Linked DNA regions of Homo sapiens: region 1 is linked to region 2. A link is an interaction called in ENCODE POLR2A ChIA-PET data of the cell type or tissue named here. Cell type or tissue: MCF 10A. All regions are shown on one strand. Each heading gives the region's core, and the rest is flanking DNA. Links, peaks and the distances in the headings are about the cores only.

Evidence for each region. Peaks named below come from ENCODE experiments on the same cell type or tissue, not always from the same donor. Only the 100,000 strongest peaks of a DNase experiment are listed, where the experiment ranks them.
Region 1: POLR2A ChIA-PET joins it to region 2 with 5 read pairs; 13 of 35 experiments call an interaction of 5 or more read pairs at or near these places.

What each region holds. Positions count from the first base shown.
Region 1 is chr10:75,136,912-75,153,105 of GRCh38, reverse strand. It overlaps SAMD8 (sterile alpha motif domain containing 8), which reads right to left. Exons shown (of 6, transcript NM_001174156.2): 2 at 2,000-2,592. The coding sequence starts at 2,577. Among named protein-coding and RNA genes, the nearest start is that of SAMD8, 33 kb to the right of the region's middle. RefSeq lists an enhancer at 10,920-11,419 and a silencer at 13,947-14,114. In MCF 10A, for the core only: no CTCF peak of the experiment used is centred there; a DNase peak (open chromatin) is centred at 8,715.
Region 2 is chr10:75,192,296-75,208,489 of GRCh38, reverse strand. No RefSeq gene overlaps it. Among named protein-coding and RNA genes, the nearest start is that of VDAC2, 10 kb to the left of the region's middle. RefSeq lists silencers at 225-519, 14,420-14,620 and an enhancer at 684-1,433. In MCF 10A, for the core only: no CTCF peak of the experiment used is centred there; a DNase peak (open chromatin) is centred at 5,559.

The sequences.
Region 1 (16,194 bases), core at 5,492-13,491, 61 kb after region 2:
GAAGGCTGAGGCAGGAGAATCACTTGAACCCAGGAGGCGGAGGTTGCAGTGAGCTGAGATCGTGCCATTGTACTGCAGCCTGGGTGACAGAGCAAGACTCCATCTAAAAAACAAAAACAAAACCAAAAACTAACAAACAAGAAAGTAATACCCAAATTTTTAAAAGATTTAAAAATCAAAAATGTGAAAACAGTTCTGAGTACTTGTTTACTGTTTTATTATTATTATTGTTGTTGGAGACAGGCAGGGTCTCGCTGTGCTGCCCAGGCTGGAGTGCAGTGGTGTAACTATAGCTCACTGTAACCTCAACCTGTTAGGCTCAAGTGATCCTCCCACCTTGGCCTCCTGAGTAGTTAGGACTACAGGCATGTGCCATCATGCTTGGCTAATTTTTAATTTTTTGGAGAGATGGGGGTCTTGCTATGTTGCAAGTCTTGAACTTGTAGGCTAGTCTTGAACTCCTGGACTCAAGCAATCCTCCCACCTGGGCCTCCCAAAGTGCTGGGATTATAGGCATGAGCCACCATGCCTGGCCTACTGTTCTATTCTTATTTTTCTTTTTTTTTTTTCTTTTTTTTTTTTTTGAGACGGAGTCTCGCTCTGTCGCCTAGGCTGGAGTGCAGTGGCGGGATCTCGGCTCACTGCAAGCTCCGCCTCCCGGGTTCACGCCATTCTCCTGCCTCAGCCTCCCAAGTAGCTGGGACTACAGGCGCCCGCCACTATGCCCGGCTAATTTTTTGTATTTTTAGTAGAGACGGGGTTTCACCGTTTTAGCCGGGATGGTCTCGATCTCCTGACCTCGTGATCCGCCCGCCTCGGCCTCCCAAAGTGCTGGGATTACAGGCGTGAGCCACCGCGCCCGGCCCTATTCTTATTTTTCATATGTTACACATATACTACATTTTTTTATGTATTCAATATTTAATAAAACAGCATGCTATCACTGAATCCACTTGTCCTCTTTGTGATAGTTCCAATTCATTTGGTGATATGACACCATCAATATTTTTGAAAAAGCAGAACCCTATTCTTCATTTAAAAAAAAATAAAAAAAGGCAGCCAAGTTCCATTTATTACAAACATCATTCCAGATACCCTCTTAAAATCTAAAGTACCTGGCCAAGCGCGGTGGCTCACACCTGTAATCCCAGCCCTTTGGGAGGCCGAGGTAGGCGGACTGCCTGAAGTCAGGAGTTCAAGACCAGTCTGGCCAATATGGTGAAGCCCCATCTCTACTAAAAATACAAAAAAAGTAGCTGGGCCTGGTGGCGGGCTCCTGTAATCCCAGCTACTCAGGAGGCTGAGGCAGGGGAATGGCTTGAACCAGGGAGGTGGAGGTTGCAGTGAGCCAAGATCATGCCACTGCACTCCAGCCTGGGTGACAGAGCGAGACTCTGTCTCAAAAAATCTAAAGTACCCAAGGAGCTATAACTACACAAAAATAAATTAAGCAGTCCAGGCCATGATGGCTCATGCCTGTAATCCCAACACTTTAAGAGGCCAAGGTGGGAGGATCGTTTCAGCCTAGGAGTTCACCCAGCCTGGGCAACACGGTGGGACTCTATTTCTACAAAAAACTTAAAAATTAGCTGGGCATGGTGGAACATGTCTACAGTCCCAGTTTCCTGGGAGGCTGAGGTGGGAGGATTGCTTGAGCCCGGGAGGTTGAGACTGCAGTGAGCCATGGTCATGCCACTGCATTCCAGCCTGGGTGACAGTGCAGTGTGAGACTGTCTCAAAATAAAAAATTAAATTAAAATTAAAATTAAATTAAATTGAAAAATTAAAAGAGCAGTGGTTTTTCTCACACACCTAGGCTTAAGGCCTAATTTACTCTAAGTGAAAAAGGTAATTTCAAAGCATTTTATACCGCCAGATAAAGCAAATGGAAAGTATACATCTACCACAATAAGAAACAATATAATTATCATAAATATAGTATCATTGCTGTTAATTATAGCAACATCCTACAAACTTAGCAACTAGAAACAAAACTTACCTGTCTAAGAATATATCTGGGAGTGGTGGATAGGTCTGCATGTCAGGCACTCGCTCATGGACTATAACCATAATGAAAGATGTAAATCCAAATACTATAAAAACATATATACAACTCAGTATAGTCTTCCAGTATTCTGGGTCCAATCTTCGAACAGAATGTTTGTTTTTACCATTCATGTACTGGTACTGATCAGAATTCAAGTCAGTTATGGGTCCGTCACAGTCATGGGAAAGCTCCCCATTACAGAGCCAGTCTGTACTCTGAAGAGCACTGATGAAAGGGGTCATGGAACCCATGGGACTGTCACTGTTGTAGCCCATCTCTTCTAAAACATCAATATGTATTTTCTGCAATTTTCGGACTGAGAGCATTAACCTTTTAATGTCCCCTAAGACTTTGATTTCCAGAGGAGGAGACCGGAGATCATATTCAGTCAATGTTAGCAATGTGATTCCATCAAGTCGGTGCTTATTGCATAAAATGTCCACATATTCAAAAAAGCCTTCATCCTTCAGCCACACAGCTACATGCTTGGTAGTCCAGCGGCGAATGCAGAGTTGATTAGGACCTGCCATTTCCTCCTCCGCTGCCTGTAGAGAGAAAACAGGAAAACAAAACAAAAGCTTCAGTATGTCCTAACAATTTCTTCAAAGACAAACACACATAAATACACCAGAAACAGGCCAGGCGCAGTGGCTCATGCCTACAATCCCCAGCACTTTGGGAGGCTGAGTTGGGAGGATCACTTAAGCCCAGGAGTTCGAGACCAGTCCTGGGCCACGTAGCAAGATCCTATCTCTACCAAAAAAAAAAAAAAAAAAAAATTTTAGCCTGGGCATGGTGGGACACCTATAGTCTCAGCTACCTGGCAGGCTGAGGTGGGAGGATCACCTGAGTCTGGGAGGTCAAAGCTGCAGTGCGCCATGGTTGTGCCACTGCACTCCAGCCTGGGCAACAGAGGGAGATCGTCTCAAAGAAAAAAAAACAAAAAACTATATATATATATATGTAGAGAGAGAGAGAGAGATGTACACACACACACACGCACACATATGTATATACACACACGCACCCCAGAAACAGTAATTTACCTACACTATCCTATTGGTTTCTAGAGTAAAAGAAACAAAAATTATTCAATAATGAATGGTTTTCAATAGATTAACACACTAATAATTTTATGCATATGACTCCAACAGCAGAAGAAAATTTAATAACCAAACATTTTTACAGAACGACATTTTACAAATGGCTTTTCCACTGCATGAGTCACAATTTAATTAAAAAGCCTACTCGAGAACTGAGAAAAATCCCATTTTAATACTTTTCATAAAATCAAGAAATATAGGAAGATTTATTATATTTTTAAAAATCAAAGAAAAGAGAAAAAAATCCGATTTCTGAAATCTCCATGTTCATGGAAAACGTATCTCCCCACCTGGGGGGAAATAAACATAAAGGAAAGTAGATAACTGTAATTCCAGGGAACCCTTTAGATTAAGCGTATTTCTAACTACTGCACACATAATGATTTCTATAACAGATATGAAGCCTTTAAACTAGACATATATTTGAATCTCAATAATAACTCAGTTCTTTCTACAGCTTTGAATATTACATTATAGAACTGAATAGGGCATTTTATTCTTAAACTATCACGGACTTTAGCAATAAAATTTTTAAAAGAAAACTGTCATTTCCATGTACTCACAAATTTGATGACCCAGACTTTATACTGCAGAATAAAAGGCCAATAAGGTGCTATGTTTTAAAAAGTACCAATAATTTTTACTACTTTGATTTCACACAGCTCTATTTATGTTCTTCTTTTATTGTAAAACATTCAGTTACTTGGGCCTTCTCAGGTTTATAAAGTATATCAGATACATAGGAGACAAAGGCCTACATGGAAAAAAACACTATTTCTCAAAAGTACTTTCTCAACTATTAAAGCCTGTAGGTTTTCTGACACTTTCCAGACCTCTGAAGATTGTATTTCCACCTGAGATAATTTTTTAAAAATGGTAGGCAAACTTCAAAGCATAAAAGAATAAAATGATACAACGAACACCTATGTGCCTATTACCCAGCTTGAAAAAAAGAAAAACTGTTCTAATACAAATGTTCTTTTTTAAAAATCTGCATATTAGTTACATGAGTTTGTTCCTTTTGTGAAAATTCATCAAGCTGTATAATTGTGATCTATACTTTTCTCTATATATGTTAGATTAAACTTTATTTTCAAAGTCTTGAAAAACCAAACAAAACATCAATACAAATGAATATCCTTCTATCCTGAAGGACAAATGAATGAGGACAGCATCCTCTTCCTTTTCCCACAATGTAATAATTCTTGATTTGAGTGTTTATCATGGCCTTATAAATGCATTGTTGGCTATGAAAAACTTTCTGTGCTTCCTTACAACAAGCAAAGTTAAAAGCTGGTACTGCGGCCGGGCGCGGTGGCTCACGCCTGTAATCCCAGCACTTTGGGAGGCCGAGGCGGGTGGATCACAAGGTCAGGAGATCAAGACCATCCTGGCTAACAAGGTGAAACCCCATCTCTACTAAAAATACAAAAAATTAGCCGGGCATGGCAGCGTGCGCCTGTAGTCCCAGCTACTTGGGAGGCTGAGGCAGGAGGATGGCGTGAACCTGGGAGGCAGAGCTTGCAGTGAGCCGAGATTGTGCCATTGCACACCAGCCTGGGCGACAGAGCAAGACTCTGTCTCAAAAAAAAAAAAAAAAAAAAAAAAAGCTGGTATTGCTCTGCATTCTTTCCCTACCCACATAAACTCCTGCCACGAAGACTTACAGTAACTTGGCAAAGGCAGACACTAACTACATGAGCACCATTTATATCATCAAAACTATTTAGAAAACAAGAAATAAGCTTGATAAAATCCACCCACAGATGAATGTCAGGGAAGTGTCAGTTAAACATTAAGTATTTATTTCTTTATTACTAAAAGCAATCGTAATTTTTGGAAGACTTAAGTCATATTTTGTTTCACAAAAGAACTTATATTATTGACCCACATAGTTTCCCTGTCTTTGAAAATTATTATAACATCCATTTACAAGGAGTCTGTATTTTTTACAAAGTTGTCTAATTCTTATGCATTATGGAATAACAAAAACTCTTAACTCTTTTTAGCTGTAGCATATCATCACCACCTCAAATGTCAAAGAATTATGATTTATTCACTTTAACACATGGAACTTATACATTTATTATATTATTTTATATCATTTATTATATCATATATACAATTCCATTAGAAATATGATTTTGCTGTTTTAGTTCACATGGATAACTAGATGCTTTCACCCTACCTACTATACATATCTTCTTTTACCCAAAGTATCTCTGACTAAATTACTTCATCCTTGGATATCCAACAAGCACATGCTATAATCTCTGTAGTGGTTATGATATAGCAAATCTGAGAGACAAGTTTCCTTCACATAAAACAAAGCCAGCCGGGCATGGTGGCTCACGCCTATCCCAGCACTTTGGGAGGCTGAGACGGGTGGATCACGAGGTCATGAGTTCAAGACCAACCTGGCCAAGATGGTGAAACCCCGTCTCTACTAAAAATGCAAAAAAATTAGCCAGGCATGGTGGCGGGCGCCTGTAATCTCAGCTACTAGGGAGGTTGAGGCAGAGAACCGCTTGAACCTGGCAGGCAAAGGTTGCAGTTAGTAGAGATCACACCACGGCACTCCAGCCTGGGCAACACAGTAAGACTCCGTCTCAAAAATAAAAAAAAATAAATAAAAAATACAAGGCCAGATTTCTTCAGTCACATTATTTCTAGTCTGTTAACATTCCCCTTTCTCTAACAGCTTACCACCAATGGGTTCCATGTCACTCCCATTCTTGTAGCATTATTCGTTAGGACAGTTTCCTCTCATACTCTGTTCAAAATGATTCTTCTCTTCTTTTATATGTTTTTTTCCACTGTCTTAGCTCACCAGTTCTTTACAACCTCAATCAGGCTAATAGGCTTTGATGCTGACGTTTTAGCTGCTAGAAAATATAAGTTATACGTGGAAGTCTCTTGGAAGTCTTTGAGCCTGCTGTGGGAATGCCCTAAAAGCATGACACATTTCACTGTTCTGCTTTATCAGGTCAGTGCATGCCCTTTAATTGTATGCTACTATATAATAGTTAAGAGGCCCATACTAAATCACTACTTAGCTAACCCTGTGAAAGCCTGCATGAAAGAGGTATATTAAAAGATGATAAAAAGCTTTAGGGCCAATTTAATATTTATGTTGTACCAAAGGAATTACAGGGAACAGGAGACTTTGAATGATAAATACAAATTGATAAAATAAGGAAATTAGATTAGTAAATGTTTAAGAATTCAGCTTTTATCAATAATTAATACAAATAAATGATCTGTTAAAGGACATGTGCTTCTGACCAAGATTTACTAACAAGAACCAGATTTATCCTCTGACCTGAAACAACCAAAAAACAAACAAAATATATGGGGAAAAAAAAGTTTCAGCCAGGTGCGGTGGCTCACGCCTGTAATCCTAGCACTTAGGGAGGCTGAGGTGGGCGGATCACCTGAGGTTGGGAGTTTGAGAACAGCCTGACCAACATGCAGAAACCCTGTCTCTACCAAAAATACAAAAAATTAGCCAGGTGTGGTGGCAGATGCCTGTAATCCCAGCTACTTGGGAGGCTGAGGCAGAAGAATGGCTTGAACCCGGGAGGCGGAGGTTGCGGTGAGTTGAGATCGTGCCATTGCACTCCAGCCTGGGCAACAAGAGCGAAACTCTGTCTCCAAAAAAAAAAAAAAAAAAAAAAAAAAAAGTGTCAAGACACTGGACATCAGGAAAATCCCTGAGAGCCAGGAAACAAATAAGGTGAACCCTACTGCCCCAGGTTACGGCCTTGAGTTTCCCAGCCACAAGAGGCACAGGATGGGAAACTCATGTGAGGCCTGGCAGGCTCACTGAGTTGAAGAGATGGAGCTGAGAGTTTGGGGCAATCAAGATGGCTAGTGTTTATGGGGCACAATACTGGAGACGAGATACACAGACAAGAACTCCAGAGATCTGCGGGTCTCTCTTGAATATTTAGCTGAATGCCTATCAGCACATGTATGTAAGGAAACTAACCAAGACCAAGGAAAGACCACCCAATTGAATTCCCAGCACTCACATGAGGCCAAGAAAAGTACCTATTCCAAAGAGCCAGATTGAAAAAAGGTCTCATGAACAGCTTTGGGTAGAGTACACAGAAAGATCTTGCCATAGTAGTAAGGCAAAACTAACCCTAAGGCAGCAACTCTCAACTGCGGGCAATCCTCCCCACTTCCTGGAACATTTGGCAATGTCTGAAGACATTTTTGGTTGTTACAACTTTGGGGGGGAATGATGTTAAACATTCTATAATGCACAGGACTATCCCCTCCCCCAACAAAGAATTATTTGGCCCCAAATGCCATGGTGCTGCTATTGAGAAACCCTACCCTTGACTAAACATGTCTCTGGGTTCATCCTAACAAATCTTAAAAGGAAGACTCAAAAGGATCAAACTCTGTTCAAGTAGTTGAACAGCATCCCACAAAAAGCTCAAGAATATTAATAGAAATACCAAAGTATCTAGAGCCCAACAATGAATTCATAATGTCCAACAACTAATTCATAATGTCTGGAATCTATTCAAAGATTGTCAGGCATGCAAAGAAGCAGGAAAGTATCACTTATAATGAGGAGAAGAATCAATCAATCAAGAACTGACACATTTAATAAAATTAGCAGATAAGGAAATTAACTCAGTTATGATAATTGTGTATTACATTTGTCCAAAAAGTTAAATGAAGAAATAGACACATAATGGCCAGGTGGTGGCTCACGCCTGTAATCCCTGCACTTTGGGAGGCAAGGCAGGAGGATCCCTTGCGGCCAGGAGTTCAAGGTCAGCCTGAGCAACAAAGGGAGATGTCCCCTGCCCCTGCACCATCTCAACAAAAAAGGAAATAGATAAGTAAAAAAAGACTAACGCAACTCCAAGTTCTAGAGATAAAATGAAATAATCTGAGATGAAAAATACCCTGGATGGGACTAACAGCTGCTGAGCCACTGCAGAAGGTAAGAGCAATAAATGTAACTAAGTAACAATAGAAACAATTCAAGGGCGCTGGTTGCAATCCCAACACTTTGGGAGGCTGAGGTGGGAGGATTGCTTAAGCCTATGAGTTCAAGACCTGCCTGGGCAACATAGTGAGACCTCGTCTCTATAAATAATTTTTTAAAATTAGCCAGACATGGTTGCCCATGCTTGTAGTCCCAGCTACTCAGAGGCTCAGGCAAGAAGGTCACCTAAGCCCAGGAGTTCAAGGCTGCAGTGGACTGAGATCGCGCCACTGCACTCCAGCCTGGGCAACAGAGCAAGAGCCTGTCTCAAAAAAACAATGAAAAGAAAAGAAACTTTTCAAAATAAAACACAGAAAAAAAAGAGAACTTTAAAAAAGAGACTATTATTCAGCCTTAAAAAGGAAGGAAGTTCTGACGCATGCTACAACATGGATGAGCCTTAAAGACATTATACTAAGTGAAATAAGCCAGTCACAAAAGGACAAATACTGTATGATTCCACTTATACGAGGTAACTAGAGTAGTGAAATTCACAGAAACAGAAAGTAGAATGGTGGCTGTCAGGGACTGGGAGCAGGGAGAATGAGTCATTTTTTAATAGGTACAGAATTTCAGTTTGGGAAGATTTTTTAAAAGTTCTAAAGATGGATGGTGATAATGGTTGCACAACACAGTAAATGTACTTAATGCCACTGAACTATATAAAAAAATCATTTCAGCCGGGAGCAGTGGCTCACGCCTGTAATCCCAGCACTTTGGGAGGCCGAGGTAGGCGGTCACGAGGTCAAGAGATGGAGACCATCCTGGCTAACACTGTGAAAACCCCATCTCCACTAAAAATAGAAAAAAAGAGCCTGGCATGGTGGCGGGTGCCTGTAATCCCAGCTACTCTGGAGGCTGAGGCAGGAGAATCACTTGAACCCGGGAGGCAGAGGTTGCAGTGAGCCGAGATCGTGCCACTGCACTTCAGCCTGGGTGACAGAGCAAGACTCCAACTCCAAAAAAAAAAAAAAAAAAGTTTAAATTATAAATTTGGTTGTATATATTTTACCACACACACAAACACACCAAAGAAAGAACATCAGTGAGAGGTGGAACAACATCAAACAGCTTCCAAAAGACAAGAGAGAACAGAAAAAATATTTGAAGTAACAATGGCCAAAAATTTTCCAAATTTGGTGAAAACCATAAACATGTGTATCCAAGAAGCTTAACAAACTCCAAAAATAAGAAACAAGAAGAAAGCTATACCAAGGCATACCAAAATCAAATTACTTAAAAACAGTGACAATGAGAAAATCTTAAAAGCAAAAAGAGAAAACAGACACATTAGGAACAAAGGTAAGAATGATAAGAGATTTCTTACTGGGCTCAAGCCAAGCTAGAATACAGTGAAACAACATAAAGTACTGAAAGAAAAAAAAAACAACAACCTAAAACCGTAGGCCCAGTGAAATATCATTCACAAGCAAAGGCAAATACTTGTTCAGACACACAAAAGCTGATTTCATCACCAGCAGACATGCACTACAAAAATTTAAGGTCCTTCAAGCAGAAAGAAAATGTTACCATACCAAAATATGAATCTACACAAAGAAATGAACACCAAAATGGTAGCCACATGCATAAATATATACATTTTTTCTTACTATTTAAGTTAGTTAGTTTATTTATTTATGAGACAGAGTCTCACTCTATCACCCAGCCTGGAGTGCAGTGGCATGACCTAGGCTCACTGCAACCTCTGCCTCTGGGTTCAAGAGATTCTCCTGCCTCAGCCTCCCCAGTAGCTGGGATTATGGGCCCGTGCCACTGCACCAGGCTAATTTTTGTATTTTTAGTAAAGACGAGATTTCACCATGTTGGCCAGGCTGGTCTTGATCTCCTGACCTTGTGATCCACCCGCCTCGGCCTCCCAAAGTGCTGGGATTACAGGCGTGAGCCACCGCGCCCAGCCGCAGTACCAGCTTTTAACTTTGCTTGTTGTAAGGAAGCACAGAAAGTTTTTAATAGCCAACAATGCACTTATAAGGCCATGATAAACACTCAAATCAAGAATTATTACATTGTGGGAAAAGGAAGAGGATGCTGTCCTCATTCATTTGTCCTTCAGGATAGAAGGATATTCATTTGTATTGATGTTTTGTTTGGTTTTTCAAGACTCCTGACCTCAGGTAATCTGCCTGCCTCGGCCTCCCAAAGTGATGGGAGGCACTGCACCCGGCCTTAAGTTTCTTTAAAAGATAATTTAGGCCGGGTGGTGGCTCATGCCTGTAATCCCAGCACTTTGGGAGGCCGAGGCGGGCGGATCACATGGTCAAGAGATCGAGACCATCCTGGCCAACATGGTGAAACCCCGTCTCTACTAAAAATACAAAAATTAGCTGGGCGTGGTGGCACGCGCCTATAGTCCCAGCTACTCAGGAGGCTGAGGCAGAAGAATCGCTTGAACCTGGGAAGCGGAGGTTGCAGTGAGCCAAGATCGTGCCACTGCACTCCAGCCTGGTGGCAGAACAAGACTTCGTCTCAAAAAAAAGATAATTTACTGTTTAAACAAAAAGCAATGTACTGTGGGATTTATAACATATGTAAAACATATGTTAACAATAGCACAAAGGTTGGGAGAAATGGAAATCCACTAATATCAGCTAAAATAATACCACCAAGAAGCTAAAGAGAAAATTAAACCCAAAGCAGAAGGAAATAATAATGATGAGGGCAGAAATCAATAACAAAGGCTGGGCATGTTGGCTCATGCCTGTAATCCCAGCACTTTGGGAAGCTGAGACAGGCGGATCACCTCAGGTCAGGAGTTTAAGACCAGCCTGGCTAACATGGTGAAACCCCATCTCTACTAAAAATACAAAAATTAGCCAGGCATGGTGGTGGGTGCCTGCAATCCCAGGTACTCAGAAGGCTGAGGCAGGAGAATTGCTTGAACCCAGAAGGTGGAGGCTGCAGTGAGCCACCTGGGCAACAGAGTGAGACTCTTTCTCAAAAACAAAAATAAAAATAAAATTTTTTTAAAAAGCAAGTGTAAGGAAAAAAAAAAGATGCAAGGCAAGACCGTCACTCTCACCACTTCTACAAAACATCAGAAGTTCTGGTCAGTGTAATAAGATAAAAAAAAGAAGCAAAAGGCAGGCCAGGCGTGGTGGCTCACGCCTGTAATCCCAGCACTTTGGGAGGCTGAGGCAGGTGGATCATGAGGTCAGGAGATCGAGACCATCCTGGCTAACACGGTGAAACCCTGTCTCTAATAAAAATACAAAAAATTAGCCGGGCATGGTGGCAGGCACCTGTAGTCCCAGCTACTCGGGAGGCTGAGGCAGGAGAATGGCGTGAACCCGGGAGACGGAGCTTGCAGTGAGCGGAGATCGCACCACTGAACTCCAGCCTGGGAGACAGAGTGAGACTCCATCTCGAGGAAAAAAAAAAAAAAAAAGTAAAAGGCATACAGATTAAAAAGGAAGAAATAAAACTCTATTTGCTGACAACTTGATTATTTATGTTGAAAATTCAATAGACTATACCAAAAACAGTTACTAGAATAAGTCAGTTTAGCAAGATTGCCACATATAGTATCGACAAACAAAAATCAATTGTCTTCCTTTCTTTTTTTTTTTTTTTGAGACAGGGTGTCACTCTGTCACCCAGGTTGGAGTGCAGTGGCACGATCTCGGCTCACTGCAACCTCCACCTCCCAGGCTCAAGCCATTCTCCCACTTCAGCCTTCCAAGTAGCTGGGACCACAGGTGCATGCGCACCACACTTGGCACACTTGGCTAATTTTTAATATTTTTGGTAGAAACAGGGTTTTGCTATGTTGCCCAGACCCATCTCGAACTCCTGAGCTCAGGAGATTCACCTGCCTCAGCCTCCCAAAGTGTGGGATTACAGGCGTGAGCTATCACACCCAGCCATCAATTGTATTTCCATATACTAGCAACAAACAATCAAAAATTAAAATGTATAAAATACCATTTATAATAGCATAAAAAATATTAAATACTCAGGGATAAATCTGACAAAACATGGGCAAGACCTATATGCTGAAAACAACAAAAAACACTGCTAAGACGAACACCTAAAAATGAGAAATGAGTAGGTCAGAAGAATCAATACTGTTAAGAGGACAATTTTCCCCAAACTTATCTGCACATTCAACCCAATTCCAATCAAAATCCCAACGGGCCTTTAATTTTGTAGATATTGATACATTTCATAAACAGCTGATTTAAACACTTATTATACAACTACCTGTATTTGTTTTCTATTGCTTTGTAACAAATTACCGTAAGCTTACCGACCACTCGAATTCTTTACTGCATGGCCTCCTCTTTTCCCAAAAATCAGCAGCTTCTTCTGTGTTGAATTCCCTTCCCTTGTACTTGGATTATTTCTCCAGGAAAAGCCCAGTCCCTTTTAAGGGTTTGTCTGATTAGATCAGGTCCACTGAGGATAATCTCCCTTTCTTAGTCACCATGGGAGTGATATCCCATGATTAGGTGGGATTACAGGTCCCTCCCATTATACAAAAGCATAGGTCATTAGGAGTCATTTTAGAATTCTGTATCTTGACAGGGCGGGGTGGCTCAAGCCTGTAATCCCAGTACTTTGGGAGGCAGAGGCGGGTGGATCACTTGGGGTTAGGAGTTCGAGACCAGCCTGGCCAATATGGCAAAACCCTGTCTCTACTAAAAACACAAAAATTAGCCCGGCTTGGTGGTGCTTGCCTGTAGTCCCAGCTAATCAGGAGGCTAAGGCAGGAGAATTGCTTGAACCCGGGGACTTCTGCCTATCTCAGTACTCAAATCAAGACAAAGTGGTGTTAACATAAATCAAGGAAACAGAATATAGAGTCCAGAAACAAACCTATACATATATAGATATCTGATTTTCTACAAATGTGCAAAGGCAATTCAGTGGAGAAAACACAGTCTTTTCATTAAATGATGCTGGAACAAATGGATACCCATATGTAAAAACCTCAATTCATACTTCTACCACATATAAGAATTAACTGAAAATGGATCATAGACCTAACATAAAACCTAAGACTAGAAAATTTCTAGGAGAAAATCTTTCTGACCTGGGTTAGGTAAAGATCTCTTAGATGTGACACCAAAAACAAAATCCATATAAAAACAAATTGATGAATTGGTCTCCATTTCTCTAGGTCGGGGACAGAGGAAGGATTTTTAGGGTTTTTAGTCTGCAAGTTTCTGCATGGTTTGAATCTTTTATAATTAAGTCTCTCTATAATAAAAAGCCAAATATATAGAAGCAATATATATTCACTGAAGAACAGAAAATTTGAAAACTAATCCCTAAAGGATCACTCCTTATAATTTGTTATATTTCTCTCACACACAAAATTTTCTATAAAGAGAAATCACATCATACATAATTCTGTATCATTTTGCTTAACATTATTGCATGAGTCCTGTCTAATGCTATTAAATATCTTTTGAAAAGATAGTTTTAAAACATTCCATTGTATGACTATACAATAATTTATCCATCTCCCCATTGTTAACAATTGTTCACTATTTTATTATTATTATAAATGGCATTGCATTGCTTTAGGTTAAATTTCTAGAAGTGGAATAACTGTATCAACAAATCTGATTTAAATACTAACTCTTATTACACCATTAAAGCGTGGTCCACCTTAAAAAGCATTTCATGCAAAGCTTGGTACTTGTCCAAAATGTTAATGGGTGGTGACCCACGCCTATAATCCCAGTACGTTGGAAGGCCGAGGTGGGCAGATCACTTGAGGTCAGGAGTTTGAGACCAGCCTGGCCAATGTTGTGAAACCCTGTCTGTATTAAAAATGCAAAAAAAAAAAAATTAATCGGGCGTGGTGGTGCATGCCTGTAATTCCAGCTACTCAGGAGGCTGAGGCGGGAGAATTGTTTGAGCCTGGGAGGCGGAGGTGGCAGTGAACTGAGTTCACACCATTGCCCTCTAGCCTGGGCAGCAAGAGCGAAACTCCGTCTCAAAAAAAAAAAAAAAAAAAGAAAAAACCACTTAAGCATCAAAGGTCAATACCTATCAAGGTGCTGAGAGAACAGTCATTCCTGCAGAATCCGATTATCAACAGGAATTATTCAAACTTAGTTTTAAGTCACAGATAACAGATAAAAACACCGGACTGTTCTGAACAATATGAAATATCTTATCTTTTGGGTGACCTCTGGTTAGAATTTTTGAAAACTGTTTTTAAGAAGTGCAATTTTCAGCAAGTAAATGCTTTACTAGTAAATTTGTTTCTTTTCTCTCCAAACAAATTTAGTTCATACTAATTAGAGATTTCAGCAGCCTAAGAGCAAAAGAACTCAGTATATTTTCTATTATATTCTTATATCCATACTTGATGAAATGAAAAAAGCTTATCATAAACATAACAACCTTACATTTGGTACTCCTAAACATTAGCCCAGATAGTCTTTAGTCAATGAGTCTTTAATGCATCCCATTAGAGTGACCCAAATCTCTTTACAATAATTTAAATAATCCAAATGTGTTCTACCACATTAAAACTGCAAATACCATAGCACAATCAGCCCATTAACTGCAAAAAGAGATAATGACTTTGTCCCCACCCTACCTCTCCAACTTATCAGCTGCAGGACATTCTCAATACTACTGGAAATGGTGACCTGACTAAAAGGAGCACTGCCATCTACGAATCACCTCTGACTCAGTGCCTGTGGCAGATATGATGAAGCAGCACTCAGTATCCTTTCTAGTCTCCCTCTAGTCGTTTCCTCCTACTACACAGTCTGAAAAGCTAATCATTATTCCTCAGGGTCCCTTGCTACTAGGATTCAAATGTGAATCAGGTTCAGCCAACTAGATGCTCATGAGATGCTCATGAGATATGGAAAACAGATGGTGAAATGGGAGTTGTTTTACTGAAGTTTTGGCTATCCACAAGGATTATGGAAATGCTGACCACATGCACATAATTCTCCAGGTTTCAGTCACTAACTTTGTAAGGGTCATGAAGCAGCTGCAGTTGTGGGGCAAGTAGTAGTGGTTTCCTAATACCTGCATAACAGATACATGCTCTTTTCTGTGTGTGTGGTTAACTATACATAAAATTTACCATTTTTACCATTTTAAGTGTTATAGTTCTGTTTCCTTAAATACATTCACAATGTTGTGCCACAATTACCACCATCCAACTTCAGAACTTCATCATCACTCCAAGCAAAAACCCTGTAACCTATTAAGCAATAACTCACTATCCCCCTCATGCTCAGTCCCTGGTATTCTCTAATCTATATTCTGTTGTTATGAATTTCCCTATTCTAGATATTTCACATAAGTAGAATCATGCAATATTTGTTCTTTTGTGTCTCATTTCACTTAGGCTTCAAGGTTCATCTGTGTTGTAGTGTATGTCAGAATTTTCTTTCTTTTTTTTTTTTTTGAGACGGAGTCTCACTCTGTCACCCAGGCTGGAGTGCAGTGGCACGATCTTGGCTCGCTGCAAGCTCCGCCTCCCGGGTTCAAGCAATTCTCCTGCCTCAGCCTCCCAAGTAGCTGGGACTACAGGCACCTGCCACCACACCCAGCTAATTTTTGTATTTTTAGTAGAGGTGGGGTTTCACAATGTTGGCCAGGCTGGTCTCGAACTCCTGACCTCAAATGATCCACCCACCTCGGCCTCCCAAAGTGCTGGGATTACAGGCATGAGTCACCACGCCCAGCCCAGAATTTTCTTTCTAAGGCTGAATAATATCCCCTTCTATGTATATATCACATTTTGTTTACACATTCATCCATCCATGGACACTTAAGCTGCATTCATCTTCTGGCTATTGTGAATAATACTGCTTTGAACATGGGTAAACAAATATCTGTTCAAGTCCCTGCTTTTACTTCAGGTATATACCTAGAAGTGGAATTGCTGGCTTGTACAGTAATTCTGCTAAATTTTTTGAGGAGTCACCATATCATTTTCCACAGCAGCTGAACCATTTTACATTCCTACTAGAAATATGCACAAAGTGTTCTAATTTCTCTATATTCCTGCTAATACTTGTAATTTTCTGTTC
Region 2 (16,194 bases), core at 301-8,300:
AGCTGTCTTGCCTGGTCATGACTGGGCTTACTCATGTTGCAAAAGGTTAGCAGAATTTACTTCTAAGACATCAGGCACCAGAAGCCCTCATTCATTCCTTCATTCGAGCTCAGACAGGTCGGTTTGCAGTCATCCTGGCTCTTCTGGGAAATAGTCTGGTATGTTTGATGTTATTGTGAGGCTAACAACAAAGACCGGCATTTCCATCCCAACTGCACCACAGCACCCTACCTCCCCGAAACACCCAGTCTGATAAATGAGTCACCTCCACTACCTGCAGCAGGGCTTATTCACAATGTGAATTTTCTGTAGCAATTTGTAGCCCCCTGCACTTCACTTTCTCTGTGGCTTCACCTTCTGCAAACCCAAGGAATGTACACAATACCTAATGACCAGGGGAAGAAGATCTGTGGCTAAACAGGGGAATAATGGCAGTTTTTTCCAGAGCTGAATTTAGTAAATAAATATGAGTGCTTACATCCAAAGTCCTTTAGACCAAAGCGGCATTAGTAGGTAGTTACTACCTACCACAAGCAACTACTTTGTGTCATCCACAGGGTAAGCAAAGTCCACTGAGACACAGTCCCTACTCTCAAGGCACTTAACAGTCAAGTGTGTGTAAAGATGTCAAGAACAGGGGAGGGTCCAAAAGTTTACCCTACTTGCAAACTATCAAGTTAGTCTGCCATAGTTTCAGAGGCTCACAGATGCTAGCAGAAGACATGAGACGTATGGGTCAAGGACAAAAGACTCTCTTACTTGTGGCCCAGCAGGCAGTGTAAGCTTCGTGTTTTGCCTCAATTCCCCCTGTCCTCTGTGTCCCTCAAGGATGATGCCAGAGCAGCTTAGGTGGATGCTGTGCACAGCATGCATTCGTGTCACAGCCAAGGAACCCTAAGCTTACAAAACCACGTGTCTTAGAAGGAGCTGCTAACAAATCTGCCCAACCTTCATACTGTGAAAGGAAAATATCTTGGGCCCCCAAGATCATTAAGCTAAAGGGAAAAGTCAAGCTGGGAACTGCTTAGGGCAAACCTGCCTCCCATTCTGTTCAAAGTCATCCTTCCGCTCACTGAGATAAATGCGTATCTGATTGCCTCCTTTGGAGAGGCTAATCAGAAACTCATTGCAACCATTTGTCTCTCACCTACTTGTGACCTGGAAGCCCTCTCCCCACTTCGAGTTGTCCCGCCCTTCCTGACCACTTTAAGTTGTCCTGCCTTTCTTGACCGAACCAATGTTTATTTTACATATGTTGATTGATGTCTTACGTTTCTCTAAAATGTATAAAACCAAGCTGTGCTCTGACCACCTTGGTTACATGTCGTCAAGACCTCCTGAGGCTGTGTCAAGGCTAAGTGTCCTCGACCTCGGCAAAATAAACTTTCTTTTTTTTCTCTTTTTGAGACTGAGTTTCGCTCTTACCACCCAGGCTGGAGTGCAATGGTGTGATCTCTGCTCACTGCAACCTCTGCCTCCTGGATTCAAGCGATTCTTCAGCCTCAGCCTCCTGAGTAGCTGGGATTACAGGAGCGCCACCACCACGCCCGGCTAATTTTTGTAATTTTACCACACTAAAGAGATGGCTGCTTTACTGTGTTGGCCAGGCTGCTCTCAAACTCCTGACCTCAGGTGATCCGCCCACCTCGGTCTCCCGAAGTGCTAGGATTACAGGCGTGAGCCACGGCGCCAGGTTTTTTTTTTTTTGCTTTTTGTTTTTTTTTTTTGAGACAGAGGAGATAGAGTTTCGCTCTTTCGCCCACACTGCCACACTGGAGTGAAGTGGCACAATCTCAGCTCAATGCAACCTCCGTCTCCCAGGTTCAAGCGATTCTCCTGCTTCAGCCTCCCAAGTAGCTGGGATTACAGACACCTGCCATCACACCCGGCTGATTTCTGTATTTTTAGTAGAGATGGGGTTTCACCATGTTGGCCAGGCTGCTCTCGAACTCCTGACCTCAGGTGATCCACCCACATTGGCCTCCCAAAGTTCTAGGATTATAAGCATGAGCTACTATGCCTGACCTGGCAAAATAAACTTTCTAAATTCTCAAATTTAAATTCTAAATTCTGAAATTTCTCAAATTTTCGGGGTTCACAATCCCTGAGGGGGAGATTATTATACTGCTCAGGAAATAAAATCTTTTCTCTGCCCCAGAGAGAGATACTATCTTCCAAGGCTGTTTGCTAAGTAAACATCCTTGGAAAGATAGTCTGAGACAAAAGCTGCCATAAGATGGGTAGAAACACCATGGAGAATTGGCCCCAACAAAGGATGGGGTATGGGAAAGACAAGCTCAAGATGTCACAAGTACAGTATTTTTGTGGGGAGCAGGGTCTTGCTGTGTTGCCCAGGCTGGTCTTGAACTCCTGACGTCAAGCAATCCTCCCATTTCAGCCTCCCAAGTAGCTGGATCACAAGTGTGAGCCACCACACTCGGCTCCTGCAAGTACAGTTCTAAGATGTAAATACAGAGAACCTTGAGCACAGTCAGATGGAGGAGCTACTTGCACTAAAGTTTGAAAGCAGGACTTACCAAAATTAGAAAGCCAACAGGTGGAGGCTGGGAAGGCAAAATTCTAGAAAGAGGATGTGCAAAATCATAGGAGTGCTTGAAGTGGCAAGAATTGTTTGGAAACCACATATGATTTTTTTGCTTTTGATTTGTTTTTGTTTTTGTTTGAGACACAGTCCCGCTCTGTCACCCAGGCTGGAGTACAGTGGCACAATCTTGGCTCACTGCAACCTCCGCCTCCCGAGTTCAAGTGATTCTCCCGCCTCAGCTTCCTGAGTAGCTGGGACTACAGGCACGTGCCACCATACCCGGCTAATTTTTGTATTTTTAGTAGAGACAGGGTTTCGCCATATTGGCCAGGCTGGTCTCAAACTCCTGACCTCAGGTGATCTGCCTGCCTCGGCCTCCCAAAGTGCTGAGATTACAGGTGTGAGCTACTGCGCCCAGCCAGTTTTTTGTTTGTTTGTTTTTGAAACAGGGTCTCCCTGCATTGCCCAGGCTGTTCTCAAACTCCCAAGCGATCCTCCTGCCTCAGCCTCATGAGTAGCTGGGACTACAGGTGTGTACCACAGGGCCTGGTGGAAACCACAAGTAATTAAGTAAAGCTGGAACAAGCTATCAAAAAAGTTGAGAAATTAGACTAAAGATGTTGGCTGGAGCCAAATGCTGAAGGTCCTGAAAGCAGCAAGTGAGGACAAGTCTAGGGTGGCTGGGAGCAATATTTCTGATTTAAGCAATGGGGAGGACAAAGGTTCCACCCACTGTGGGAAAGTCTGCAGGAAGAGGGGCAGGTGTAATGGTGAAGACCATGATACCATTTTGGATGAATATGAGGAGCCAGGTCTACATCGCAATGCAGTTGTCCAATAGGCAGTTAGGAAGTTTTGGAGAAAGGTCTGGCTCAGAAGCATGGGTGTAAAAGTTAGTTTTAATTATGACTAACCATGGGTGTGGTTTAAGTCAGTGAGCTATGGGATAGGAATAAAGACACTAGCAGCCTAAAGGACGAGGCCATGGGGAGCATTAGTCTTTTGTTGTTGTTGTTGTTTTGAGACAGAGTCTCACTCTGTCACCCAGGCTGGAATGCAATGGCGTTGTCTTGGCTCACTGCAACCTCTGCCTCAGCCTCCGGAGTAACTGGGACTACAGGCATGTGCCACCATACCTGGCTAATTTTTTTGTATTTTTAGTAGAGACAGGGTTTCACTATGTTCACCAGGCTGGTCTCGAACTCCTGACCTCGTGATCCACCTGCCTTGGCCTCCTGAAGTGCTGGGATTACAGGTGTGAGCCACAGTGCCCAGCCTGGAGCATTAGTCTTTTAGGGGCAAGCAGCAGAGAAGGAGCTAATGAAGAGAACTGACAAAGACTAGCCAGGAGGATAAAAAGAGAACTCAAGAGGAGCATTTTCGTGGAAGCCAGAGGAAGAGAGCACTGGGTAGAGAAGGGAGTGCTCAACAGTGTCACAAACTGAGGAGAGGTCAAGTGAGGCAAGGGCAGAGAGCATTAGGGCCAGACACAGTGGCTCACACCAATAATCCCAGCACTTTGGGAGGCCAAGGCAGGAGGATCACTTGAGTCCAGGAGTTTGAGACCAGCATGGGCAACATGGCAAGATCTCATTTCTGCAAAAAATGAAAATTAGCTAGGCACAGTGGTACGTGCCTGTAGTCCCAGCTACTCGGGAGGTTAAGGCTGGGAGGATCGCTTGAGCCCAGGAGTTTGAGGTTACAGTGAGCTATGATTGTGCCATTGCACTCCAGCCTGGGCGAGAGATCAAAACCTTGTCTTTAATAATAATAATAAATAAAAGAAATAGCAGCATTAGCTGCGATTACTGTGTAACAAATTGCCCCCAAATTTAATGGCCTAAAACAAGCATTTTATTATCTGAAAGTTTCTGTGGGTCAAAAATTAAGGACTGGCTTATATGGGTGGTTCTGGCTTGGGGCCCCTCAGGGGGTTGCAGTTGAGATGCTAGCTGGGGCTGCAATCATCTGAAGGGTTAACGGCACTCAAGGACCTGCTTTCAGGATGGCACCCTCATGTGGCTTTTGGCAGGAGGCCTTAGTTCCTTGCCATGTGAGCTTCTCCATGTGGCCGCCTGGGTGTCCTTGTGACATGGCCGCTGGCTTCTCTCAGAGCAAGTGATCCGAGAGAGACACTGAAGCCACAATGTCTTATATGATCCAGCCTCAGAAATCGCACTATCATTTCTGCCTTATTCTGTTTGTTAGAAGTGAGTTAGTAAGACCAGATCACACTCAAGAGGGGGAAGTTAGGCTCTAGCTTTTGAAAGGAGTATCAAAAAATTTGTGGATATTCTTTAAATCCCCACAGCCTTTTTTTTTTTTTTTTTTGAGTTGGAGTCTCGCCCTGTTGCCCAGCCTGGAGTGCAGTGGCACGATCTCACTGCAACCTCTGCCTCCTGGGTTCAAGCAATTCTCCGCCTCAGCCTCTTGAGTAGCTGGGATTACAGGCGTCGGCCACCACGCCCGACTAATTTTTTGTATTTTTAGTAGAGACAGGGTTTCACCATCTTGGCCAGGCTCGTCTTGAACTCCTGACCTCGTGATCCAACCACCTCAGCCTCCCAAAGTGCTGGGATTACAGGAGTGAGCCACTGCACCAGGCCCCCACAGCCTATCTTTTGAAAGGAGTGTCAATTTGTGGATATTCTTTAAATCCTCACAGCCTATGCCATGGTCACATTTACTTTCATTCCTCCCACATGGAAAACATACTCACTCCCTCCCAAAACCTCCCCGAGATCCCAGCCTTCACGGTAGCCACATGAGGCTCCTTGGGTGTAGTTCCTTGAGTACAGCAGTTCCTCTCCATCTGAAGACCTGTGAACTAAAGAGATATCAACACACAATGGTGGGATAGGCACAGCATAACTGCTACAGACACCCCTGTTCAAAAAGGGGGAAACAGGAGGTACCCAGAAGTCACAGGTCCACAGAGATTCTGAAATCCAGCCAGGCAAACTTGGAGGTTCCCTTATTAGGACTCAGTCCTCCTCCTGCCTGTGCCAGATGAGGTCATGCAGGGAGAGCCAGCCCTAGACACACACTCCTCTTCCTGCCCCTGGCCTCTGTCCCACACTGGGAGGGGCACACCCTAGCCTGCACATCCAAGCTCTCTCCCCATCACATACATACCCTGCTTGACCACCCCAACGGCTTAGGGGTATGTCACTGGCAGTTCAGTCCATCTTCTGAAGGAGGGACTCTGAGGGAAAGTCCATGCAGGCCCCAGAAGCAGGCTCAGGATGGCTTCAAATAGGAATTCTGAGGTCTCCTGTATGCAGAGTTTGGTCTAGATATGGAGAGGGTGGGCATGGGCTCTGGTGGGCATGTTCACTGGGCCCTGCAGGCTCCTCACCTCATAGGAATGGGCACAACCTGAGAAGGGTTCTGGTGGGGCCTTCCAAAGCATGAGACCCAGGGGGGCCCTCCAAAGCCTGAGACTCAAGGCAGGGGCCCTCCAAAACATGAGACCCAGGGGGGGCCCTCCAAAACATGAGGGCCAGGGGAGGGGCCCCTCTTCCTAGGTTGAAGGGCAATACTGGGGCTAGGGACTGAGAATCTTCCTGTGATTGAAACATGTTAGGATGAAATGAGAGAGAGAGAGAGAGAGGACTGCAAGCTGGGGTTATGGTTAGAATGTGAGACACAGGGAGGCAAGATTTCGCCATGGCACATTCAAGGTGGTGAGCAGCTGTAGAAGCGTGGAGTGAAGTGAAGCCCAGTGGAGCTGAGGTGATCAGGGCTGTAGCTGAGGCTAAGATGTTGAAGCTATGCACCCCCCCCACACACACCCAGCAAACAGTGGTGGGGTCGGCACAGGTTATTGACAGAGGTACTGATGTCACCAGGGTGTTGCCAGGATAAGAGATGAGGAGGACAACGATGAGTCAGGTACCAAAGTCTTCAGGGGACATGGAGGTGTGACCAGGAAGCTGGCCATAAAGGATGGCAGGAAGTAAAGGATGGCAGAGCTGATGGCATGAACCTCGAAGCAGGTGATCTTATAGGAGGTGACGAGCGAAGTAAGTGGCCCCCTCCCAGCCCCAGTCCAGTCGTGGGGTGTGGAAGGGAGTCTTCCCTGGGCTCCAGTATCCACGGGGAAAGGTGAGGAGAGTGAAAGAGCATTCAGTGGTGCAGCTGAGAACTTAGGGTAGTTTGTTAACAACAGCACAGGCTTCTAGAGGGGCACAATGGGATGGGGTGAGGAGGGCAACAGTAGAAGTTCAAACCAAGGAGAAGGAAGTGCAGACAAGACTGGGATAAAACTAGGAAGAGCAGAAATGAACAGATGAACTCATATTTTGGGGAGTTAGGGCCAACGGCCAGAGGTGCGGGGCATGCTAGGGTTCAGTGGGCTCAAAAGTCAAGCCAGTGCCTGTGAAAATCCATTAAATCATGCATAAAGGACAGTGTGCCTGGTTTTGGGTATACAACCTCGGGCTGCCATTTTTAGCCACACTAAAACATGAAAACCACTGATCTAGACTGTCTATCAAATCCTAGGAGTGACTGGGAGAAAGGAGGAGCATTCTGCGGCTTTCCAGATCACATTCAGGGTTAATCTGCCCGATTTAGTCTTTAATATACAATGTGATTATTAAAGCAGATAATGGAGTTATAGCTCAACAGTCAGGACACAAGTTAAGTACAAGCTTCATGCAGCTCCTCTCAACTGATATCCCAGTTTAACCATTCAGAGTTGATATAAAGTTTGATATAAAAGGACTTTCCCGCCGGGTGCGGTGGCTCACGCCTGTAATACCAGCACTTTGGGAAGCCGAGGTGGGCAGATCACTTGAGGTCAGGGGTTCGAGAGCAGTCTGACCAACATGGTGAAACCCCATCTCTACTGAAAATACAAAAATTAGCTGGGCGTGGTGGCGCATGCCTGTAATCCCAGCTACTTGGGAGGCTGAGGCAGGAGAATTGCTTGAACCCAGGAGGTGGAGGTTGATCCTCCAAGATCGTGAGCCAAGTGAGCCAAGATCATGCCACTGCACTCCAGCCTGGGCAACAAGAGCCAGACTCGGTCTCAATTAAAAAAGAAAAAAAAAAAAAGGGACTTTCCAGCCAGGCTCAGTGGCTCATGCCTGTAATTCCAAAACTTTGGGATGCTGAGGCGGGCAGATCACTTGACCTCAGGAGTTTGAGGCCAGCCTGGGCAACATGGCAAAACTCCATCTCTACCAAAAAATACAAAATAATTAGCTGGGTGTGGTGGCACACACCTGTGCTCCCAGGTACTTGGGAGGCTGAGGTGGGAGGGTCGCTTGAGCCCAGGAGGCGAAGGTTGCAGTGAGCTGAGGTCGCGCCACTGCACTCCAGCCTGGGTGACAGAGTGAGACCCTGTCTCAAAAAAGAGAAAAAAAAAGGCTTTCCTATTCATTGTTCAGTCAGTAACCTGTGGCCTTGCTCAGAGTTCTGGTTGGAACACTGGTGAAACACTGTTTTGTTTCTTTAAAAAGCTCAGCACAGCTGGGCGCAGTGGCTCACGCCTATAATCCCAGCACTCTGGGAGGCCGAGGCAGGCGGATCACGAGGTCAGGAGTTCGAAACCAGCTTGACCAACATGGTGAAACCCCATCTCTACTAAAAATATAAAAATTAGCGGGCCGTGGTGGCGCACACCTATAATCCCAGCTACTCAGGAGGCTGAGGCAGGAGAATCACTTGAACCTGGGAGGCAGAGGTTGCAGTGAGCTGAGATAGCGCCATTGCTCTCCAGCCTGGGCAATAAGAGTGAAACTCCATCTCAAAAAAAAAAAAAAAAAGCTCAGCACATTCTGTGGGAATGCTTAGCCCCAATAGTGGGGATAACGCAGAGACTCCTGCTCAAGGATCTTCAGTGGCTCCCATTTACCCATAGGATAAGGTCCCTGACACAATGATGATGGAACCATGATCCTATCTTGCCTCTGTCACAGTCATGTTTCCCACCTGCCACCTGTGCCAATTCAGGTCACAGGCAATTCCCAAATCACGGTTTGTTTAGTGTCACTGCCATTGCTTATGCTCACTGTACCTAGAATGCCTCCTTGTCCCCACTGTTTTAAGTTAAATTCTCTGAATCCTTATAAAGCCCAGCTCAAATATACTCCCACCACAATTTTCTTCTGTCTTACCAGCTACAAGTTCATTTTATTTCCTCTGAAATTCTATGGAATTTGTTACCTTATAACATTTATTACATATTTTCTTTTTTTTTTTAATTTTCCGAGTGAACATCATTAACACAATATTTTCGTTTTTCTTTTCTTCCTTTCCTTTTTATATTCTTTTTTTCTTTTTTTTCTTTTCTCTTATTTTTCAAAACAAATGCAGTGGCGCAATCTCAGCTCACTGCAGACTTAACCTCCCAAGCTCAAGCAATCCTTTCACCTTAGCCTTCCAAGTAGCTGGGACTACAGGCACGTGCACCACCATACCTGGCTATTTTTCTTATTTTTGTAGAGACAGGGTCTCTCTATATTGTCCAGGCTGGTCTTGAACTCCTGGGCTCAAGTGATCCTCCTGCCTCGGCCTCTCAAAGTTCTGGGATTACAGGCATGAGCCACTATCCCCAGCCCACTTTTTTTTTTATACTAAAAAAAACCAAAAACCACAACTCTGCTTTCCCCATCAAGCTCTTCAATAGAATCTTGCCCTGCCCTGCCCTGCCCTGCCCTGTCCTGCCCTCCTTTCTTTTTTTTTTGAGACAGAGTTTCACTCTTGTTGCCCAGGCTGGAGTGCAATGGCGTGATCTCAGCTCACCACAACCTCCGCCTCCCAGGTTCAAGTGATTCTCCTGCTTCAGCCTCCCAAGTAGCTGGGATTACAGGCATGTGCCACCACGCCTGGCTAATTTTGTATTTTTAGTAGAGATGGGGTTTCTCCATGTTGGTCAGGCTGATCTCAAACTCCTGACTTCAGGAGATCCACCCGCCTCAGCCTCTGAAAGTACTGGGATTACAATTGTGAGCCCCCCGCGCCCGGCTGAGAATTGTTTCTTACTCAACTCTATCCCCACCACCCACCAAATATCTAATAATGATGACACTAGTCATGAATAATAAACACAATCAAAGTAGTCATGGCTAACACATATCAGGCACTTCCTTTGTGCCAGGCATTGCTCGAAACAATTCATGTGCTTTATTTAATTCTCTCTCTCTTTTTTTTTTTTTTGAGATGGAGTCTTGCTCTGTCACCCAGGCTGGGGCGCAGTGGCACGATCGTGGCTCACTGCAACCTCTGACTCCCAGGTTCAAGTGAGTCTCCTGCCACAGCCTCCCAAGTAGCTGGGATTACAGGCACCCACCACCATGGCCGGCCTATTTAATTCTCATAACAACCCTATGAGACAGGTACCATTAAGCGTGAAACACAAGCTTACGGAGATGCACAGGCCTGGCTTGGGATGCATAGCTAGTTCTTCAAGAGCTAGAGACAGAATCTAAGCCAGCTCTCTCTGAGTGTGAGGCGCATACTCTGAGCCACCACTTATATTGCCTCCTCATTGTCAAAGCCTTCCCCATGGAGGGTGACTAGTAATATTTATACAACATTTAAAGAGTCCACTGCTTTGGACTATTCCAGTCATGACTTGCATCCATTGACAGAGTTGCCTTCAAAATTCTTTCCTTTTAAATTTGTAGTGAGGACAGGAGCTTCCACAGTGAGGGTAAATTGGGCAGCAGGGAGGGGGCTTCTCCAAGACCTTTCACTGGGTCACCACTGAGAATGTCTCGTGATTCACATCCCACAGCTGCCTGAATCTACTATGTGGCTGCCCTGTGTCTCTGGGGCCAGTGTGGGAGGCAATGGAAGGAGGGAAAGGGAGCATTCTGAAGCCTGGGAAAGTCACACAGGCAATTTGGCTGGCAGCCGCCTGGACACTCAATACAGAGGGAAGCTGATGAGGAGGCCAGAGGGACAAAGGGCCATTATTCTGGCTGTAGGAGTTTGGTCAGTTTGATACTGGGTGACCCACCATCTCTCCCACCAATTTGAGTTCTCCTAGAGCTTTGGTGGGAAGTAAAGCAATTGGATTTCAAATGAGTCACATCCTATGTCTGGAAACTGAGGCAGTGTCAGGGCTAGTTATGGCTGTAAGGACTGATCAGCCATGACTTTGAGGACTTTTGAGGACCACCCTCTCGCTCCAATCCCCACTACACCCCACTGCGAGATGAACACAGCTCTGAGTACATGACTCCCCTTTTCAGAACCTCTCCATGAAGCAACCCACATACCAGGTAACATACAGGTTAAAGCTCTCCACGGCATGGCCTAAACTTAACTTTCTAAGCCAGCACAGCTTTGTTGAATAATTACACATGTCATTAATATAATTTACATATACAGAAAGAGCTCTGTGATCAAATAGGTTGGGGAAACTTTGGATTAAACCAAGATTAACCCATTTTGTAAGTGTAACTTCTCAGAGCCCCACTTTTGTGCAGGATGAGTCTCTGAGAGAATGCAGTATGGCTCCAGTTTTTTACAGAAGGATCTTGAGAGACTAAAAAAGTATGCTGCATTAAATATCATTCCCACCCTGAAATTTAACCAGTTCTTCCAGGCCCACTGTGGCAATCATAGAAAGGTGCTGTTCCGATCTGCTGTTGTGAGGAGCAGAGGGCTGACTGCTGCAGCTGCTGGGCTCTGGACCTACTGATGCCAGGCAGGCTGCTCCCCGCCAAAGACCTACACTCATGCAGGGCCACCCCTGCAAAACCCGGGACTCCTCTAACAGGCTGCAGCTTTGGCTTGAGGATGACCTTTTGTCCTGGCTGAACTTTCTTAGAACTGTGTTGCCATCTGAGGCTCTTCCCACTTTATCTCCCCTCCTTCCTGTGTCACAATGTGCACACTTACACAAAGACATATAGTTTGGAACATATATAAGCTCTGGAAAACTTTGTAATTTTGAGTTGGTCTGGTGATAATTTCCAGGCCTTTGCACTGGTTGCAGAAATAAAAACTCTCTTCCTCCCTAGTTCATCTGCATCTTGTTACTGGGCCATGAGAAATAGCAGCCCAACCCTCAGTTTGGTCCAGGAACAAGAGGGTCTTACCATGTTGCTTGGTCTGGCTTCAAGGGATCCTCCCACTTCAGCTTCCCAATATGTTGGGATTACAGGCGTGAGCCACTGCGCCCAGCCTGGTGGTGCTTGTTAAGCCCTGTTAAATACAACCTGGAAGGGCGGTTTGAGCAGTGAAAGCCTCAGACTCAAGTTCAGCAAAAGTAGAAAAAAATGGCAGAAAACCAAAGGAAGGAAATTCCAAAGGCTGGTGAGAGACAGTGTATCGATGAGGGAGCACAATGAGGACACACAGAATCCAGGCTTTCCTGGCCTTCTCCATTAGTGCAGCATGTCAGGCCACCTTAGTTTTAGAGTTTTCCCAAGGAGTCTGACTTGGCAAGGGAAACCACAGCTCAGGAGTGGTGGCTCCCAAACTAACCTGTTGCAGGTCTTTGTAGGAGGAAGCTACTGGAATTCTTAGATCTTCTGCCTATGTGTCTAGCTGTGGCCTGGCCTCTGTGGAGGCTCAGTTAAGGGCTTCACTCTGTCCCAGGAGTCCAGCATTGCTCTCAGAGGGGAGAAAAGGTTATTTTCACTTACTCCAGCTCTTCCCAAAATCTCATTAGTTCCTTGAAACCATAGCACCAGGACATTTTACTTCCAGCTGTAAGTCACAGCAGGAAGAAATGCCTACGGCCCTACTTTGGGGGCATAGCCCAGCCCTAAAGGCCTCCTTGCTCTTTTTTTTTTTTTTTTTTTTTTTGAGACTGAGTCTTGCTCTATTGCCCAGGCTGGAGTGCAGTGGCGCCATCTTGGTTCACTGCAACCTCCACCTCCCGGGTTCAAGCGATTCTCTTGCCTCAGCCTCCCAAGTAGCTGGGATTACAAGTGCCCGCCACCACACCCGGCTAATTTTTGTGTTTTTAGTAGAGACGGGGTTTCACCGTGTTGGCTAGGCTGGTCTCGAACTCCTGACCTCAAGTGATCTACCCGCCTCAGCCTCCCAAAGTGCTGAGATTACAGGTGTGAGCCACCGCACCGGCCACCTCCTCGCTCTTATAGGTAAGGGAGCTCATGTGTAGCAAGGTCTCCTCCCCACAGGATCCTTCTTCTGTTCTAACTGGATGATCCTCCATGACCAGTCTCTGTTTTTCTTCATTTAAGCCCTTATGTAACAGGGAAGTTCTACGTGTATGTGTATGTATACAGATGTGGGCTTTTGTGGTTGTAGTTTTTTTGGGGGGTTGGAGGAGGGGAAGGTAGGAGGAGTTCTTGTTGAGAGTTGAGGCTGCTGCCACAGCTGCCCTACAAGTAGAAAGCCACCGGGTTTATGAAATTCAAATATAGAGGCCAAAATGTACCAGGGACGCCACCGTCACCTCCAAAACAACATCGATTTATCTGCATTTCCAGCAATTTTATGAGACAAGCTACAAAGATACACCATTTAGATGAATCACTCTGCTCTCTGCAGTGCCAAGAACTTCAAGCATAGTTAATTCAGAATGACTAGGTCCAGTTAACAAGAGTTGGTTTGTCTGAATCAAAGTATATTTAAAGAAACTCCATTTTATTACCTCAGGAATCTAGTGGAACTATGCTAATAAATTGCTCCTCTGTGTAGATCTTAAGGGAAATATGCTTTAATGAACAGATGAGAATATTTCCTAATTCAGTCTATCCATTGTTTATATAGAAAGGGTTACTCATCAAGTGTTTAAGTTTACTTGAAATGCTTGCTCTTGTTTACAATCAGTATTTTAATGAACCCTGTGTTTATAAATGGTTTAAAATAAACTATCCATCTTGTCATTCCCTCTAAATTAGTGAAGTCCCAACTAATGCCTCAATGGCTCTGTTAGCATAAAATCAAAAGTCATTGTACCAGCTGGGTACGGTGGCTCACACCTGTAATCCTAGCTCTTTGGGAGGCCGAGGTGGGAAGATCACTTGAGGCCAGGAGTTTGAGACCAGCCTGGGCAACATAGTGAGACCTCGTTTCTACAAAAAATAGACCAAATTATTTTTTGTGGCCATGTGCCTATGATCCCAGCTACTTGGGAGGCTGAGGTGAAAAGGATCACTTGGTCCCAGGAGGTCAAGGCTGCAGTGAACCATGATCACGCCACTGCACTCCAGCCTGGATGACAGAGGGAGATCCTGTCTCAAAAAAGAAAGGAAAACAATAAAAAAAAAAAAAAAAAAAAAAAATCATTGTACCCATCACTGGAAAGAAATACTTAGCTTTTGCATGGGCTGTTCTTCCAGGGGTGGGGGTTTGGGGATCCGGCCCTATTCTTTCATATTTTGTGACACACATTCTTTCTCCCTCCTTTCTATGAATGTTTATTAAGGAACTAGTAATGTGTCAGACACTGTGCTGGGGTCTAAGTAACAGTCAACAATCTCACAGTCTAGAAAGGGAGACAGACATGAACAATGGGCAAGTATTGTAAAGTGCTGTAGGTACAAGGATAGCTGTATGAACAGAGGACAGTGGGGTTAGAGGAGTCAGTTCACCTAGGGAGCTTCATGAAGGCTTCAGCGTTGAATGGATTCTTAAAAATGGGGGATACGGCTGGGGGCGGTGGCTCACGCCTGTAATACCCACACTTTGTGAGGCTGAGGCAGGTAGATCACCTGAGGTTAGGAGTTCGAGACCAGCCTGGCCAACATGGTGAAACTCCGTCTTTACTAAAAATACAAAAAATTAGCCGGGCATGGTCGTGGGTGCCTGTAATCCCAGCTACTCAGGAGGCTGACGCAGGAGAATCACTTGAGCCCGGGAGGTGAAGGTTGCAATGAGCAGAGATCGTGCCACTGCACTCGTCTGAGCAACAGGAGCGAAACTCAGTCTCAAAAAAAAAAAAAAAAAAAGGGTGGGGAGGCCATAAGGCCGGGCGTGGTGGCTCACGCCTGTAATCCCAGCACTTTGGGAGGCTGAGTCAGGCAGATCACCTGAGGTCAGGAGTTTGAGACCAGTCTGGCCAACAGCCAAGATAGCACCACTGTATTCCAGCCTGGGTGACACAGGGAAACTCTAGTCTCAAAAAAAAAAAAAAAAGGAGGATATATTTAGTTGCACCATGGGCTATTAAAAAAAGAGAGGATGCTCCAGGCACAGTGGCTCACGCCTGTAATACCAGCACTTTGGGAGGCTGAGGCGGGTGGATCACGAGGTCAGGAGATCGAGACCAGCCTGGCCAACATGGTGAAACTCTGTCTCTACTATAAATACAAAAATTAGCTGGGCGTGGTGGCGGGCACCTGTAGTCCCAGCTACTTGGGAGGCTGAGGCAGGAGAATCACTTGAACCGGGGAGGCGGAGGTTGCAGTGAGCCGAGATCGTGCCAACTGCACCCCAGCCTGGGTGACAGTGCGAGAGTCTGTCTCAAAAAAAGGAGAATGTGTTTGGCAGACAGGGAGAAGAAGGGCAGCACATGAAGGAAAGGTGCTCGGGCCTGATACTGCAACTGCAAGACATATTTAGCCAGCTGCAAACAATATGGCAAGAATGAAAATGACAATGGATGGGATATTAGGGGAGAAGGTTACCCAGCAAGACCAGGCTGGAGAGGTCAGCTAAGGCCCGATTGGAACCTACGCAAGACAGTGCCTGCTCAAGTTCTACCTCCTCATGAAATTACAAGCATGAAATAAGACATAGACCCCCAGGTGTTGCTTAGCCCATATCCCCAGCCATGTCATGACCCATATATGCCCAGTCCAGGTCAAGGGAGAGCACGGGTTGGCTGTCCTCAGCACCAGACCCATATCGCATCTGGAGGATCATATTTAGGGCCTCAGTGACAAATTAGGGGGCATTGATGAGGCAAAAGAGTAAATCTCATCCCTGTTACTCTGTCTGGGCCATAGGCAGATGTCTAAAAATATGATTGCTGGCTGGGTGCAGTGGCTCACGCCTGTAATCCCAACACTTTGAGAGACCAAGGCAGGGAGATCGCTTGAGCCCAAGAGTTTGAAACCAGACTGGGCCACAAAGTGAGACCCTTTCTCTAACAACAACAACAAAAAATTTAAAAATCAGCTGCGTGGGCTGGGCGCAGTGGCTCACACCCGTAATCCCAGCACTTTGGGAGGCCGAGGAAGGTGGATCATGAGGTCAGGAGATCAAGACCTGCCTGGCCAACATGGTGAAACCCCGTCTCTCCTACAAATACAAAAATTAGCTGGGCATGGTGGCGTGCACCTGTAGTCCCAGCTACTCGGGAGGCTGAGGCAGGAGAATCACTTCAACCTAGGAAGCGGAGGTTGCAGTGAGCCGAGATTGCGCCACTGCACCCCAGCCTGGGCGACAGAGCGAGACTCTATCTCAAAAAAAAAAAATTAAATTAAATTTTAAAAAAATTAGCTGTGTGTGGTTGTGTGCACCTGTATCCCCAGTTACTCAGGAGGCCGAGGTGGGAAGATTGCTTGATCCCAGGAAGTTGAGGCTGCAGTGAGCCATGATTGCACCACTGTACTCCAGCCTGGGTGACAGACCAAGTCCCTGTCTCAAAAAAAAAAAAATTGTGATTTCTCAATTGAAAAATGTAAAAATCATTTGCATTGCTCCACTTAATTCCAGGCAAAGCCAAATGACGATGCACCAGTGAGTCACCAGTGAGATTGCATTTAAAA